2 separate regions of the Mus musculus genome follow, and region 2 is linked to region 1. A link is a loop called in an ENCODE intact Hi-C map of the cell type or tissue named here. Cell type or tissue: left cerebral cortex. All regions are shown on one strand. Each heading gives the region's core, and the rest is flanking DNA. Links, peaks and the distances in the headings are about the cores only. Region 1 has its middle 99 kb from the start of Gm7969. Region 2 overlaps Mtrr (5-methyltetrahydrofolate-homocysteine methyltransferase reductase).

Region 1 (8,337 bases), core at 231-8,230:
AAAAAACTTGCTACTAAAGTGTTTTCAGTTAAATGTGAAAGAGAGAGATGACAGGCCTTGCTTTGTGGTTACTGAACACGGATGGACAAAGATCAATTCTGATAAATATGTGGAAAGTGCAATCAAAGACAGTGCTGAAAGGCAGTTCACTAAGGCACAGCACACACTTGCCATCATTTAATAATCTGTCTGTGATTTTAAAAGAAACCAGTACTTCTTCAATTTTAACATTTATTTTTTTCTCTAGTTTTATTCTTTTACATGCATTGATGATGTTCAACAAAAGAAAATTTCTACTTTTATGATTCCACTATTGTAAGAAGAAATCAAACTGAAGCCATTTTGAATAAAACTTCCATTTTGAATAGGGGCTCAAACAAAGTTTAGGTTCCCAAGACCTCTGTGGGCAACTGACATCTTCCTTGGCAGAAAGATGATCTCTCTCTCTCTCTCTCTCTCTCTCTCTCTCCAAATCACAGGATCCCCAGCCTTTTATTAACCAATCAACCACTGGCTGCACCATCGATACTGCTCTTTTGTACTGAGTGCTGAGTCAGAGCTGCAGCAAACTGTTCCTACCCTTTGTCACAGGATTATGTCATATGTCATTTTGTATATGACATGGTGGTGACCCAGATGTTGATGTGAAGCACAGGTCCAAGCATGCACTGTACAGGTGTGGATGGCCCCAGGATGATGCTCCAGTTTTATCCTGAGCCTCAGTGCTAGGCAATATCCTCCTTCTCCGGTCAAGGTGTCCCTTCTCAAAATCAGCTGCATAAACTGGAAATAGGAAAAACCAGGGTCTGTAGATGATTAGTATCAATCTGAAGGGGCTCTAATGGCCATAGATGGCAAACATGCCCTTGGTAGAAAACATTACATTCTAGAGCCCTTGCTACAAAACATTACATTCCTAAAGCTAGCCCCCAAGGTCCATTCCCTTACTTCGCCACAGACTCATTCCTAAGACAAAATGCCAAAGTCTGATAAACAAAATTTATTATTTGGCTAGTATGTCCAATCAGGATTTCCCAATTCATCCCACCACAGACTCCCCTTCTCCCCCTTAAAAATCTACTCGTCTTGTTCTTGCTACCTGGACTCACCTGATCTAGCTTCTTTACTTGCTGTGCCCTTACTGCTGCTGTTCCTGCTGCCGCCTCCCTGCTTTGCAGCCACCCCTACCTGCAGCTTGCCTCTGTGGGGGTCCTAAATCTCCTTTGTGCTGAGAAGTTTGTATCTGGGTCTGTTTCATAGAGACTATGTTCTGTGTGGTTCAAATACATGAGGACTTGGGGCTTTTCAGTTCTTGCGTTCCGTGTCCTGTGAAAATCTATCAATGCTGCAGACATGCCACAGGCAACATGCCTTGTCTGAGCAAGAATGTGGGAGCCCTTCCAGGGTCTGGAAGGAACACTTGGAAGGAGTACTATCTTGTACCTCAGCTCTGACAGAGCCCGATGCCCAAGTGGCCACATAGGCTGTGGAGATATGAGATAGACATATAGAAACTCCACCACCCTCAGACACGTGGTCTTTTAGGCATGGTGTTCACACAAACCTGGGTGTATGAAAGACAGAATGGATCTTACTTTAGAGCTTGCAGGTGCAAGCAGAAATGTCTTCTAGGACAACACTTTAGGATGCTTAGAAAGAGACCATGGAAATGCATTGTCTTGTTCATTGAGAAATCCATCAAATTTTGCACAGAACTGTCATTTCTGCCATGAGAGCCAACTGCTTGATCTGTGTTAGCATTTCCTCTAGTCTCTGCCCAACAGTTGCCTAGTCCGTCCACAGGCCTCTTCCTCTCCTCTCCTCTCCTCTCCTCTCCTCTCCTTCTCTGTCCCTTTTCTTTCTTCACCTCTACTCCCTTCCACAGACCCCCAGATCACATCATAAATAAACTTCATTTTATACTAGACCTGTTGTATGGCTGATACCTTGGAGGGGAGGAGAGGTGAGGTGGTGCTCAGCATGGATCCATCCACTTACCACCACATCATGCCGCCACCTTATAAAACATAAGAGTCTGCATCCCAGCTTTTAGCCAATCTCAGAAGAAAATCCTATTGCTAGCAAAGAACCACAGTGCATGAAATTAAAGGAAAGAAACAAAAACAAAAAACACTCCCTGTATAAAAAATCTGCTCCTACTGAGGTCCTTCATCTTAGCTATTTTTAGTCGTGTGACACAAAGATGGAATGAAGATGTCGGCTGGTTGAAGCCTCTCCAGGCACCTGCAGGGATCATTCGTCTGACTGGTGAGGTACATCTGCGTATGGAGACCAATGTACACCTTCCATATGCAGCCATGAAGTATGCGCCATCAGCGCAGCGGAGAGTATGTTTTACCAGGTCCAAAGGAAATCCTGGCAGCTAAAATAGACCAGCCTTGCTTGTTTGTCTTCACTGCCTCATCCATCTTCATTAAGAACAACACAGTTCTAGTAGCTTTATGCACTGGTAATGAGCAGCACAACCACAGCCTCCATGAGAAAGCAGAAAATGCCCAAGGTTTATGAACATCTTTTATGGTCTTGCCATGCAGTGAACGAGCTAGTGTGTACAGCCTCTGGTACATCGCCACACTCTGATGTCCCAGAGATATACTCTCTGCTCTGATTCCAACAACGTTGTTGATGGCCAACTGGCAATCTGCCCCCCACCCCCACCCCCACCCCCGGTGACACAGGTGTCCCATAAGAAAGTCTCTTCGCCCCTTCGCCCCTATGTAGGGGGCGTGCACCAATCCATATAAACGCCTCTCTGAATGCTAGAAACCAATCTAAACCTCTCTCCTCGTGACTGCCTGTTATGTACCCAGGGCAGAATTTTTCAGGGAGAGATAGGAAAGATTGAAGTCGGGAGGAGGGAGATGATGGGAGGAGCTGGCACTCTTTGGCCCTATACTGCAGTGTTCAGTATGGTGCACATAGTTACATCCTTGGCTCTCCTTACTCTGCTTCTCTATGCCTGCTGCCAGTGGTATCAGCAGCAGTCCCATGATGTAACAGTCATCCTCCTGGACTCTCACACTGCTCGACAGCAGCACAGCTAATGCTATAAATGACCCAGCCAAGGCCGCCATAGTAACTAATTGGCAGTAACAACGTAGCTAGATGGACCACAAAGGCAGCTGACTCAGGGGACTGCTAGAATGGCTTATTGGTGTTGACAGAAAAGGATCTGGGCAGAGGGAAAGGAGAGACCTCCTGTGATGAGCCGCTTCTGGCTTAACGTTGCCTGAGGAACTGTGGTGTATCACCTTGGATGCCTAGATCATAAATAGGGCGAATGCAGTAAGTGAGGATTAAATAGATGTCTAGCGTCCAGCTTTGTCTCACCTTCCAACTGACTGTCTTCAAGGCCAACGAAATTGGGAGCAAGGGTGCACTTCATACAAAGACCAATAGATGGCAGCATGGGACAACTTTTGCATCGTTTTCCATTGTGCCTTTTCCCCCCAACCCCCAGCACATACACACAAAAGATTTTGGTAATATAAGGTCGCTTTCCACAATGCCGGTATGAGCTGGAGTGTTTCTTATTTTTCACCACTGGTCCCTTGAAGTACCAATTTTGAAAGCAGACATTTTGTGTTCCCTAGGATGAAAGAATGGATCAGGCTTCAGGTTTACACTCAGGGTCAGCTTAAACGGGACCAACTATTCAACCCAATAACCTGAATTTATTCTTCTATGAGCTGGAGATAACAATGTCACCATTCCAACACTGCTATGGGAATTGTATGAGGTCATCTATATAACGCAGCTAACAGCTTGAGGCTCTCAAGTGCTTGCTAAGTCTCTACAAAGGATGGGTAGGATGGGCTGGGCAAAAGTCATAGAAGCAAGCTAGCCTGTAACTGCTGTTCACCTAGTGGCCCAGGTAAGCTGCTTAGTTTCTCTGTGTCTCAGCTTTTTCATGAGTATATGGATATATCACTTGCCTGAGGGTGGTAGAGTTGACTAAGGTAGCCAAATAAAGGTTTAAGGGTTTAGGATACCATCTCCAACAAAATAGCTGCTATTGGTTTTGTGCCTATAATGGAGGATGCAGAATTCCCGAAGAGTATCTTCTGCATCCAGTGTCCTCCGTGACACACCAAGACTGGACATATGAAATATGAAACGGCATGTCAGGCGATTGATTCAGAGGATGTTTGCTGCCTTCTGTGTTCTGCCGGTACCATCCACCCCTACACATTAGCAATTCTTCCAGTTATGTCTGCCTTTTCATGTTGGGTTAGGAGATGGCTCCGTGGATTTGACACCAAAATCAGAGTTAACAAAAGCTGCCAGGTAAAAGCTCCTACGATGGCCATAGTGCACAGAGGAGATATGTAGTCAGATACAGGGTGGCTTGAGGGTTGGGAGCTGGGGGAAGGTGTTTGGGAGAAACCGTACAACTTGACTGACTAGTAGTCAGAGTACTTCTTTATTTCTACAGAACCTAATAGGTGTCTCAGTTAGAGTTTTACTGCTGCATGACCAAGGCAACTCTTGTAAAGGACAATGTTTAATTGAGTCTGGGTTTTACTGCTGTGAACATACATCATGACCAGGGCAACTCTTATAAAGGACAATGTTTAATTGATCTGGCTTACAGGTTCAGAGGTTCAATCCATTATCATCATGGCAGAAGCTCGGCAGCATCCAGACAGGCATGATGCAGGAGGAGCTGAAAGTTCTGAAGGCAAACAGAAGGGCAGCTAGGAGAAGGGTCTCCTTGACCACCCTCCTCAATCACTAATTGAGAAAATGCCTTACAGTTGGATTTCATGGAGGCATTTCCTCAAGGGAGGCTCTTTTACTGTGATGCTCCCACATTGTGTCAAGTTGACACACAAAACTAGCCACTATAGCAGGGATAAATTCATATTGTTTTAAAACATAAACCATATACTTTTAACCCAGGACATGAGTTTTAACTTCCTCTTAAGTCATAAGTTCAGTTATCATTGATAAACCATGACATAACAAAGTTATCATTTACAGTAATTTATCCCCATCAACACTATAACCAAACTTTTAAGAATTTTGTGGTTTTAAGAGCACTAGACTGAGTCTCATTATGGTAGTTTCCCTTTTTGATTTTTTTTTGAAATTATGCTTTGTTTTTTTTCCAAAATTATTTCTTTTGGCCCTAAGCATTTTGTTTTTGTTTTATGATGCCTTGTTTTTTCTTCTCTCTCTAAGGCAGTTATTCTTCCACAGGTGCATATCTTTGCTCCATGAGCTGTCTCTGTATTTCCGGGTTTTGTTCTTTCATCGGCTCCCTTACACATCTTCATTGTTTGTCTTGATAGTCACTGAGGAGGTTCAATGGGCATGGGCACATAAGTGGCAGACCATCTCATAGGATGATAGTAGTGTCGTCAAGATCTCTTACTGTGAATGTAAGAAATATCCAATATTCACCTGTGAGATGTTTAGCTGGGCACCTCTTCCTCAACAGTAGGAGCATCTTCTCCTTTGGCAGAGTTTACCTCTTCATGGTTTTCAAAGTGCAGGAAGAATGGAGAGCTGAGATGGCCTACAAGTTAATATATAGATTTTTTTCATTTGTAGAATCTCTGTCCCCATTTTGCATAAGGGTGACACATCCAAACAGGCATATTTGTGTGGTGGCGGGCCGAGTATGGTGATTGTACCCATCCTCCGGGACGGTTCGTTATTCTTTACAGCACGGTCTGCATTTGCTGTCACGTTTTTTTCTTTTAGCCATTCTGACTGGTGTGAGGTGGATTTGAAAGATCCTGACAGAATGTAAAAGGTCACAGAAGCCCTGAAATTGGCAAAACAGATTTCATTGTTAGCAGAAGTAGCTTCAATGATTTAGAAATATAGAGGTGCACAATGCTGTGGCCACTCCTTGAACCCGTGTGTCTGCCAATGTTTTGACCGTTCCTTGAACCCAGGTGTGTGCCCACTGCTGCACCTCACTGTCAGGTGTTTGTGATATTGGTTGCTGGGAAAGAGTAGAAAAATCTCCCCAGCAACCACAGCTGGGCCAATCCTGAGTTGCTACACCTGCACCAGACTCTTTCCTTGTTTCCCTCCTATACCCATTTTTGAGAATAGACTCCCGGAGTCTTTCATTTGGGGGCTCCTCCTGGGATTGGTGTGACCACCCACTTCTCTGAAGACCCACTTGGTGGTGAAATTTTTTGTCTAAAAATATTTCTGTGACCCAGCGAGGTTCAGTTCTGAAATTTGCAGCCGCAACATTTCTTGAGAAATGGAGACCTTTTCCTTGGAGTAAGGCACTGAGTGTGAACAGTAGATGTGCTGGAATCAAGGGCTGCTGTGCGGGACCCCCTGCGTGAGGGGAAGGACTCCAGGAGTCCTTCTGAAGCGGGGAGTGCACTTTCCCGACCTTCTGCATTTCTGAGTTGGTTTTGTCTGACCATTAGAAAACTGGCATCTGTCAGTGTGTTTATGTGTGTTTTCTGTGTTTGTTTCGTGTTTTACATGGTGTAAATGATGGGGCAGATTGTAACGCCACCCCTAAGTTTGACTTTAGACCACTGCACTGAAGTTAGATCAAGGGCCCATAATCTTTAATTAGAAATTAAGAAGGGACCATGGCAGACATTTTGTGCCTCCGAATGGCCAACTGTTCATTTAAAATGTTCACTGGAGGGGACTTTTGGTTTGACTCTTATCTTTGAAGTTAAAGCCATTGTTTTTCAGAGAGGACCTGGGTCCCACCGGGATCAACAGCCTTACCTCGTCCAGAATTCACTGTCATAAATCAAACCATAGTTTCCCTGTGCATCTCAGAGCCCTCCTCCCCGCTGCTCCCATGTGCGCGGGTGGGTCAACACAGTGCCCTCTCTTTCTGCCCTAAGAAGCAGTAAGAAGCAGTAAGGGGCAGTGGCTGTGAGGACCCTGCCTGGACCAGCACACTTTTTGGCCTGGTGATGAGAAGGCATGGGGCTCCTTCTCCAGCTGCTTCCACTTTCCTGGCAAAGTGCAGCCCTAAGCCTGAACAGAACTGAAACCATAGGCTCCGCCTGAAACAGAGCGTCCTCTTAAACCCACAGGTCCCCCCAAGATCTATTCTAAAATTGAAGGGCCTCCTGAGTGGCCAGAGTCCCCTCCCCCTCTGCCCTATTTTCTGCCTCCACAGGTCCTTGCTCCTGGCTCTGGGATTGCTGGTGGCAGTTGGTGGATCAAGGACTGATGGCTGGGACCCAGAGCCAACAAACCCAGAGTCCCCCAGCAGATAGAGCTCCTGACACCACTTCTTCCTTTTACTTTGAGAGCTCCAGGTTACCTGCCCACAGACCCTCAGTCTCTACAGACCCTCCAATATTAGTCTTTTGTAATCAGCTGATCTGTATAATTGGAACGCTGTGTTCCCTCTGGACCAGCCAGATTAGAACTACAAGACGGCTCAAGGTAGGGAGAGGTTGCCAGGTTACCAGCTGGGCTCTAGTCTAAAGGGAGCTATGAGACGCCACACCAATTTTCCTCAGGTAAGAGAAGTAATGCAGGGCCCTACAGAGCCCCTGTCTGTTTTTCTAGAAAGATTGATAGAAGCTTATAGATACTATACTCCTTTTAACCCAAATTCTGAGGGTCAACAAGCCGCGGTTGCTATGGCTTTTAAAGATTACATGCCATGGCTTTACAAGATTTAGTCAGGGAGATAGAAAAGGTGTATCACAAGAGAGGGAGAATAAGAGGAAAAGAAGACAGGAGAGGAATTTAAGCAGGATTTTGGCCGCAGTACTAGGGGAGCATGAAGGAAGGAACAGGCCAGAGAATAGACAGATAGGGTACCTGGGCAACAAGGAACCCAGACCTGAAGGAAGAAGATCTGTCCAGAAGATTTTAGAGAAGTACCAATGTGCCTATTGCAAGGAAAAAGGACATTGGGCACGCGAATGCCCAAAGAAGAAGGGAAGGGCCCCTAAGGTCCTGAATCTGAAAGATGATGAATAGGGGAGATGGGGCTTGGACCCCTTCCCTGAGCCTAGGGTAACCCTGATGGTGGGGGGGATCCCATGGACTTTTTAATTGACACAGGGGCAGAGCATTCTGTGTTGAAACATCCACTGGGAAAATTAAAAAGTAAAAGAACCACAGTGATTGGAGCCACTGGTCAGAAACAATACCCCTGGACCACTGAACGCACTGTAGATCTGGGGGAAGGCCAAGTGAGTCATTCCTTCTTGGTCATTCCTGAGTGTCCCACACGGCATCTAGGAAGACATCTTCTGCCTAAATTAAAGGCCCAGATTAGATTTACCCAACAAGGGCCGAGAGTAAGTTGGGAATCTCCCACCTCCGTAGTTTTAGCCCTGCAGCTTGAGGAAGAAT
Region 2 (8,337 bases), core at 217-8,216, 510 kb before region 1:
TGAAGTATATTCAAAGGATATTTATATTGGTGATATTTAAATTAACACAGACATGCAAAGCATTCTTTTGCATGTCTTTATTTAATTGTGGTTTTATTATCAAAATTATATTTCTGATAAAATATTTTAATTTTGAGGTAATCCTTACAAAATGAAGGTTTTCATGCAACTAGAAATATATTTTGAAATATATTTGATATAGTACTCTGCCATTTTCATCATGTTAACTTTCAGTGTCACCATCTTACAGCTTAGGGGCATTTGCATTCCCCTGACAAAGGTATCATGTGTACAGCTCAGTAGTGTGCCCTGTCCTTCTCATGGACTCCATTCATGTCTGCTCCTCACTAACAGACTTGGGTTTTCCCAATACCTGACTATACTTTTGTGATTCAGTTCAGCTTAAAGAACGCCAGTTAGGCCGGGCGTGGTGGCGCACGTCTTTAATCCCAGCACTTGGGAGGCAGGCAGAGATAGGCGGATTTCTGAGTTTGAGGCCAGCCTGGTCTACAGAGTGAGTTCGAGGACAACCAGGGCTACACAGAGAAACCCTGTCTCGAAAACCAAAAACAAAAAAAAAGAACTCCAGTTAAGACTTCTAATACCAAATTCTCTTGCAAGTTATGAAAATAAAGTATATAAAAGGATCCTGTGCTATTGTGTGCGTGGTTGCTGAGACAAAAACTGGGACAAAGCAACTTACAGAGGGTATTTTAGCTCAGTTCAGGTGTGGGGTCCACAGTGCTGAGGAAATCATAGTGGCAGAAGGAGGAGGTGACTGGTTACATCCCGTCCAGTCAGGAAGGAAAAGAAAAGGAAAAGTGCCTCGCTGGCTTCCTCCTTTTCACACACTCCAATACTTTAATGCATGGAACAGGTCTGCCTATGTGTAGTGTGGGTGTCCACTTCAGCCTAGTGTAGAGGACCTCTCGAAGACATGCCCAGGGGTTTTTTTCCAGTGAGGTTGTAGACCCTGCAAACCTAACTGTAACATAGCCTTCACAAGCATGATAAACCCTCCCTGTTGTGTATAGTAACGGTCTCATTTTATAGTCCACCTTTAAAACACATCTCTACCTGGTGAAAAGTCATCACAAGACTCCTAGGTCATTATAAGAATTAAAGATTTGAAAGAGTAATATAATATCAAGCTTGGTGAGGCTTTGTGGCTTTTTGTTCTACTCTTCCCATCTTGCATATTCTCTCCTCACTATTACATGTATTATGTGCAATAAATAAGATAGGGGTTAGGAAAACACTCAAATCCCGACATTTGTAAGTTGTATGCATCAGCCACAGTAGACTGGAGCAACACATGGACAAAGAACAGTGTTCCTCAGTTACAAGTGCCGACCTGCCCCTGCCCTCTTGACACATGACCACAGACAACAGATCCAAAAGGCAATACTAGTGGCTGTTGAGAACAATCAAGACTAGGTTTCTGACAGGACATCCATGCTTTCGATTTGGGCTCCTATCACAGTTGGTGATAATGAAATGCAGTCACTCCGATCCTTATTAAAACTATGAATAGTGAGGGATGAAATTTCCATCAACCTGCTGTGTGAGCACAAGGAAACTCCAAACTGGCTGGAGACAACCCACCTGTAAGAAGTTTGTTCCCGTGTGAGAGCCTTCTGGAGTTGGGATTGGGCTGTTTGTATGAACCTGTATGAGTCTGTAGACAGTGCTATTGTAAAGGTCAGCAGTCAGCACATCCCCAGGTCTTGCTAGATTGTCTTAGCTTTTGTTTAGGTAGGGGTAAGGCATGCAGTAAACTGTTGGATGCAGCTTCCACTTTTCAGCTATCACTGGCGTTGGTGAGGGACCTTTCTAACCTGTTACTCCTGCAATCTCAGCTCAAACTGGGTCCAGTGCATCCTGGAGACTCGTTGAGCTCTGTGCTGACACCAGCACAGGCTTTGGTGTTTGTTTACACTGTATTCAAGAGGTTTATTGTGGCTCTTGTAACAGAGACTGAATGGAAAGAGCCTTAAGCTTCTGGTGATACTCCAGTCTCAGCCTCCCTAGCAATGGGATGGCAGGTATGTGCCACCAAATCTGGCCTAGTTTTCAGTCTTTATATAAAACGTAATCATCAAAAGCAATTCAAGTGGCAGATTGTTCACCAGGCATCCCAGATTACTGCTGAGAGTCATGAAAAGGCTACATCAGGCAGACCAAAACAAGTCACATTTAGCTGGGGTAAAAGAAGGTGCCTCAAAGGGAAAAATCCTACCAGAGATATTTTCCCTAGAATTTATGAATCAGTGAGCGAGAACATGACTTCTTAATATGTGTGCAGTTAGTAAAGTTTCACAATAGTTAAAGCAAACGTTCACAGCTAGAAGCATGCAAGATGTCAACACATATTCCACAAATGCATAAAAGAAATTAGAAAAATGATCTTAAATTAATGTTCTTATATTAAAATGAAATTTTAGATGAATATACATTCTGTGAAAAATGCAACATACCAAAACATAAGAAAATGATAGGACCCTGTGAGCCATCGTGTGTTTGCTGGGAATTGAACTCAGGACCTCTGGAAGAGCAGCCAGTGCTCTTAACCACTGAGGCACCTCTCCAGCCCCCACATTATTTCTGATCAGAGTCAAACTGTAATTGAACTGTAGGGCATTGTTTTGGTGAGAGCAATTTTGAAATTTTTTTGTTAAAGTTGAGTCATATTCAGTGAAACATTCCTCGAGCTAAGGACCAGGGTTTGCACTGGGGAAGATATTAAGCCAGGTGTGTCACATGGGGGTGAGGACGACACTGAGGCCAGGAAGTCCTAGGCTTAAAGCACGGGGGGAGGGGGGTAGACACAGAAATGTAAAATGAATGCCCCGAAATCCATTCAGGAAATCCAGGTTTTACTCTTATTTAAGGTTCTTTATGTTGCAAGTCATAAATTTATAGTCATAAGCAGGTATTCAAAAATCCAACCCTCCATTTGGCTGTAAGTTCCTTAAGGGGTTGGTAAGCCACACGTCTTAGTATTCCCAATTGTCTGGAAAATTGACAATTGAGGAAAAAACTGTTCACATTTGGTGCCAGGCAGGTTACAAATAAACATGATGTGATAGTTTGAATGTCATTAGTCAGTCCCCATAGGCCCATAAGGAGTGGTACTACTAGGAGGAGTGGCCTTGCTGGGGGAAGTGTGTCACTGTAGGGGTAGGCTTTGAGGTCTCCCATGCACAAGCCACCTCTGCCCAGTGTGGCATATAGTCTCCTGCTGCATGTGGATCAAAATGTAGCATAGCAACTTCTCCAGCATCATGTCTGCCAGCACACTGCTATGCTACCCGCCATGACTAAGTCCCTGAAACTGTAAGCCAGCCCCAATGAAATCTTGTCTTTTATGAGTTATTGCGGTCTTGGTGTGTCTTCACAGCAATGGGAATACTAAGACGTGTGGCTTACCAACCCCTTAAGGAACTTACAGCCAAATGGAGGGTTGGATTTTTGAATACCTGCTTATGACTATAAATTTATAACTTGCAACATAAAGAACCTTAAATAAGAGTAAAACCTGGATTTCCTGAATGGATTTCGGGGCATTCACTTTACATTTCTGTGTCTACCCCCTCCCCCCGTGCTTTAAGCCTAGGACTTCCTGGCCTCAGTGTCATCCTCACCCCCATGTGACACACCTGGCTTAATATCTTCCCCAGTGCAAACCCTGGTCCTTAGCTCCAGGAATGTTTCACTGAATATGACTCAACTTTAATAAAAAAATTTCAGAATTGCTCTCACCAAAGGATTGCATTTCCTTTTAATCTTGTCTCACTCACTTCAGTGGACAAACTGAAATATTGAGAATGCCGATGCTAATAAATTTAGACCTTAAGTTCCATAACCACAGTGCTTCTTACAGCTAAATTATCTTTAGACTCGCAGTGTACTGTGAGTGAGCTGTTTGCTTATCATCCTTCAACCTGCCTGTCATCTATCTGTTATCTATTTGCCTACCTATCGTCATCTATCATCTACTTACCAGCCTAGTATCTGTCAATAGCTTTATCTTTTACCCATCTATTTAAGTGTTTTCTGTATTCCCACTTATAAACACATGAGCTTGCTTCCCCCTTCTTCCCTGCTTCCTTCCCTGGTTTTTGATGTTGGTGAAGCAATTCTGCTTCAGGATATAGTTAAAAAGCACTGTGGTGTAAATGGAATTACAGAAGGGTTGAAGTCAGGAACGTGAAACGGCAGAGAGCTCTCTAAGCATAGCAGTTAAAAGCTTGGCTAATATGCCAAGCTGCACGTTCAAGACCTGCTTTTCATACCCAGCTCCTACCCTTGGACAAGTAGCTTAACCTCATTGAGTTCCAGGCTGTTAAATAGTGAGTGTATCTGCCTGCCTTAGTTAGGATATTACTGCTGTGAACAGACACCATAGCCAAGGCAACTTTTGTAAAGACACCATTTAATTTGGGCTGGCTTACAGGTTCAGAGTTTCAGTCCATTATCATCAAGGCAGGAGCTTGGCAGCATCCAGGCAGACATGGTACAGGACGAGCTGAGAGTTCTATATCTTTATCTGAAGGCTGCTAGCAGAATCTTAGTCTCCAGGCAGCTAGGATGAAGGTCTTAAAGCCCACACCCACAATGACACACCTATTCCAACAGGGCCACACCTCCTAATAGTGCCACTCCCTGGGCTTCTCATATACAAACCACCACACTGCTTCACGGTTGATATGTAATGCTAAATGAGTTAATTTGTAAAAATTACTTGACAGCCCCTGGCATTCAGCAAGACACACATAGAAACCACTACTCCTTTTAATTACAGTCTCATACATTTTGGTATGTTTTGTTTCGTGCATATTATATATTTTTTCTATAAATCACAGTCAAGGTATAAAGTAGGATTTCTTGGAACCTGTTATGGTTTGTATATTCTTGGACCAGGGAGTGGCACCATTTGGAGGTGTGGCCTTGTTGGAATGGGTGTGACCAGATCGGAGTAGGTGTGTCACTGTGGGTGTGGTCTTAACATCCTCACCCTAGTTGCCTGGAAGTCAGTCTTCCACTAGCAGCCTTTGGATGAAGATGTAGAACTCTAAGCTCTGCCTGTGCCATGCCTGCCTGGATATTCCCATGCTCCCACCTTGATGATAATGGACTGAACCTCTGAACCTGTAAACCAGCCCCAATTAAATGTTGTTTTTTATAAGACTTGCCTTGGTCATGGTGTCTATTCACAGCAGTACAACCCTAACTAAGACAAAAGTTGGTCTTCCCCATGTATAACAAACCTGTGCTTTACACCAACAAATGCTTGCTTTCAGTTTCCACTCTGGTTTATAGTCCCCATGCTATGTCAGACAAGATTAGTGACCACTGAAACTTCTGGAGCTGGAGTGATGGCTCAGTGGTTAGGAGCACAGCTTGTTCTTCCAGAGAACCTGGGGTTTGATTCTAAACACCCTCATGGAGGCTCACAAGCTCTCCAGTCCCAGGAGCTCCAATTCCCTCTTCTGACCTCTGTGGGTAACATGTGCATCCATTGTGCATAGACATACCTGTAACCAAATAACCATTCACATTAATAGATAGAAGATAGATAAAAGATAGATAGGGAGAGAGAGAGAGAGGAAGGTGGGATTTGTGATTGAGTGAGGCGTTTCCAGAGAGAATATGGAGAGGTGACAAAGATGGAGAGAGAAAGGTCATCTGTGAGGCAGGATGGACCATGACCATGTGGCCAAGAGAAGCTTGCCCTTGCTACAAAAAATTACATTCCTGAGCCCTAGCTACAAATCATTACATTCCTAAAGCTAGCCCCCAAGGTCCATTCCCTTACTTCGCCACAGACTCATTCCTAAGACAAAATGCCAAAGTCTGATAAACAAAATTTATTATTTGGCTAGTATGTCCAATCAGGATTTCCCAATTCATCCCACCACAGACTCCCCTTCTCCCCCTTAAAAATCTACTCCTTTTGCTCTTGCATCCTGAACTCACCTGATCTAGCTTCTTTACTTGCTGTGCCCTTACTCCTGCTGTTGCTGCTGCCGCCTCCCCGCTTTGCAGCCACCCCTCCCTGCAGCTTGCCTCTCTGGGGGTCCCAAATCTCCTTTGTGCTGAGAAGTTGGTATCTGGGTCTGTTCCGTAGAGACTAAGTTCTGTGTGGTTCAAATACATGAGGACTTGGGGCTTTTCAGTTCTTGCGTTCCGTGTCCTGTGAAAATCTATCAGTGCTGCAGACATGCCACAGGCAACATGCCTTGTCTGAGCAAGAATGTGGGAGCCCTTCCAGGGTCTGGAAGGAACACTTGGAAGGAGCACTATCCTGTACCTCTGCTCTGACAGAGCCCGATGCGCAAGTGGCTGCATAGGCTGTGGAGATATGAGTTAGGAATACAGAAACTCCACCACCCTCAGACACGTGGTCTTTTAGGCATGGTGTTGACACAAACCTGGGTGTATGAAAGACAGAATGGATCTTACTTTAGAGCTTGCAGGTGTCTTCTAGGACAACACTTTAGGATGCTTAGAAAGAGAACATGGAAATGCATTGTCTTGTTCGTTGAGAAATCCATCAAATTTTGCACAGAACTGCCATTTCTGCCATGAGAGCCAGCTGCTTGGTCTGTGGTAGCATTTCCTCTAGGCTCTGCCCAACAGTTGCCTAGTCCCTCCACAGGCCTCTTCTCTGCTCTCTCCTCTCCCCTCCTCTCCTCTCCTCTCCTCTCCTCTCCTCTCCTCTCCTCTCCTCTCCTCTCCTCTCCTCTCCTCTCCTCTCCTCTCCTCTCCTCTCCTCTCCTCTGTCCCTTTTCTTTCTTCACCTCTACTCCCTTCCCCAGACCCCCATACCACATCCTAAATAAACTTCATTTTATACTAGACCTGTTGTATGGCTGATACCTTGGGGAGGAGGAGAGGTGGCACTCAGCATGGATCCATCCACCTACCACCACATCACGCTGCCACCTTATAAAACATAAGAGTCTGCATCCCAGCTTTTAGCCAATCTCAGAAGAAAATCTTATTGCTAGCAAAGAACCACAGTGCATGAAATTAAAGGAAAAAACAAAAACAAAAAACACTCCCTGTATTAAAAAACTCTGCTCCTACTGAGATCCTTCATCTTAGCTATTTTTAGTCGTGTGACACAAAGATGGAATGAAGATGTCGGCTGGTTAAAGCCTCTCCAGGCACCTGCAGGGATCATTCATCTGACTGGTGAGGTACATCTGCATATGGAGACCAATGTACACCTTCCATACGCAGCCATAAAGTATGCACCATCAGCGCAGTGGAGAGTATGTTTTACCAGGACCAAAGGACATCCTGGCAGCTAAAATAGACCAGCCTTGCTTGTTTGTCTTCACTGCCTCATCCATCTTCATTAAGAACAACACAGTTCTAGTATCTTCGGGACACTTTATGCAATGGTAATGAGCGGCACAACCACAGCCTCCATGACAAAGCAGAAAATGCCCAAGGTTTATGAACATCTTTTATGGTCTTGCCATGCAGTGAACGAGCCAGTGTGTACAAGCCTCTGGTACATCACCACACTCTGATGTTCCAGAGATATACTCTCTGCTCTGACTCCAACAACGTTGTTGATGGCCAACAGGCAATCTGTCCCCCGGTGACACAGGTGTCCCATAAGAAAGTCTCTTCGCCCCTATGTAGCGGACGTGCACCAATCCATATAAACTCCTCTCTGAATGCTAGAAACCAATCTGAACCTCTCTCCTCGTGACTTCCTGTTATGTACCCAGGGCAGAATTGTTCAGGGAGAGATAGGAAAGACTGAAGTTTGGAGGAGAGAGATGATGGGAGGAGCTGGCATTCTTTGGCCCTATACTGCAGTGTTCAGTATGGTGCACATAGTTACATCCTTGGCTCTCCTTACTCTGCTTATCTATGCCTGCTGCCAGTGGTACCAGCAGCAGTCCCATGTTGAAACACTCATCCTCCTGGACTCTCACATTGCTCGACAGCAGCACAACTAATGCTATAAATGACCCAGCCGAGGCCATCATAGTAACTAATTGACAGTGACAAAGTAGCTAGATGGACCACAAAGGCAGCTGACTCAGGGGACTGCTAGAATGGCTTATTGGTGTTGACAGAAAAGGATCTGGGCATAGGGAAAGGAGAGACCTCCTGTGATGAGCCGCTTCTGGCTTAACGTTGCCTGAGGAACTGTGGTGTATCACCTTGGATGCCTAGATCATAAATAGGGCGAATGCAGTAAGTGAGGATTAAATAGATGTCTAGCGTCCAGCTTTGTCTCACCTTCCAAGGGACTGGCTTCAAGGCCAGCGCAATTGGGAGCAAGGTTGCACTTCATACAAACACCACTAG

The links. Hi-C counts contacts between places; a loop is a spot of excess contacts. Peaks named below come from ENCODE experiments on the same cell type or tissue, not always from the same donor. Only the 100,000 strongest peaks of a DNase experiment are listed, where the experiment ranks them.
Region 2: a loop joins it to region 1, with 34 times the contacts of the local background. A loop is called at or near these places in 2 of 42 quality-filtered maps.

What each region holds. Positions count from the first base shown.
Region 1 is chr13:68,045,004-68,053,340 of GRCm38, reverse strand. No RefSeq gene overlaps it. Among named protein-coding and RNA genes, the nearest start is that of Gm7969, 99 kb to the right of the region's middle. In left cerebral cortex, for the core only: a CTCF peak has its summit at 3,412 (motif pointing right); no DNase peak of the experiment used is centred there.
Region 2 is chr13:68,553,591-68,561,927 of GRCm38, reverse strand. It overlaps Mtrr (5-methyltetrahydrofolate-homocysteine methyltransferase reductase), which reads left to right. Exons shown (of 15, transcript NM_172480.3): 15 at 1-1,148. Among named protein-coding and RNA genes, the nearest start is that of Mtrr, 24 kb to the left of the region's middle. In left cerebral cortex, for the core only: no CTCF peak of the experiment used is centred there; no DNase peak of the experiment used is centred there.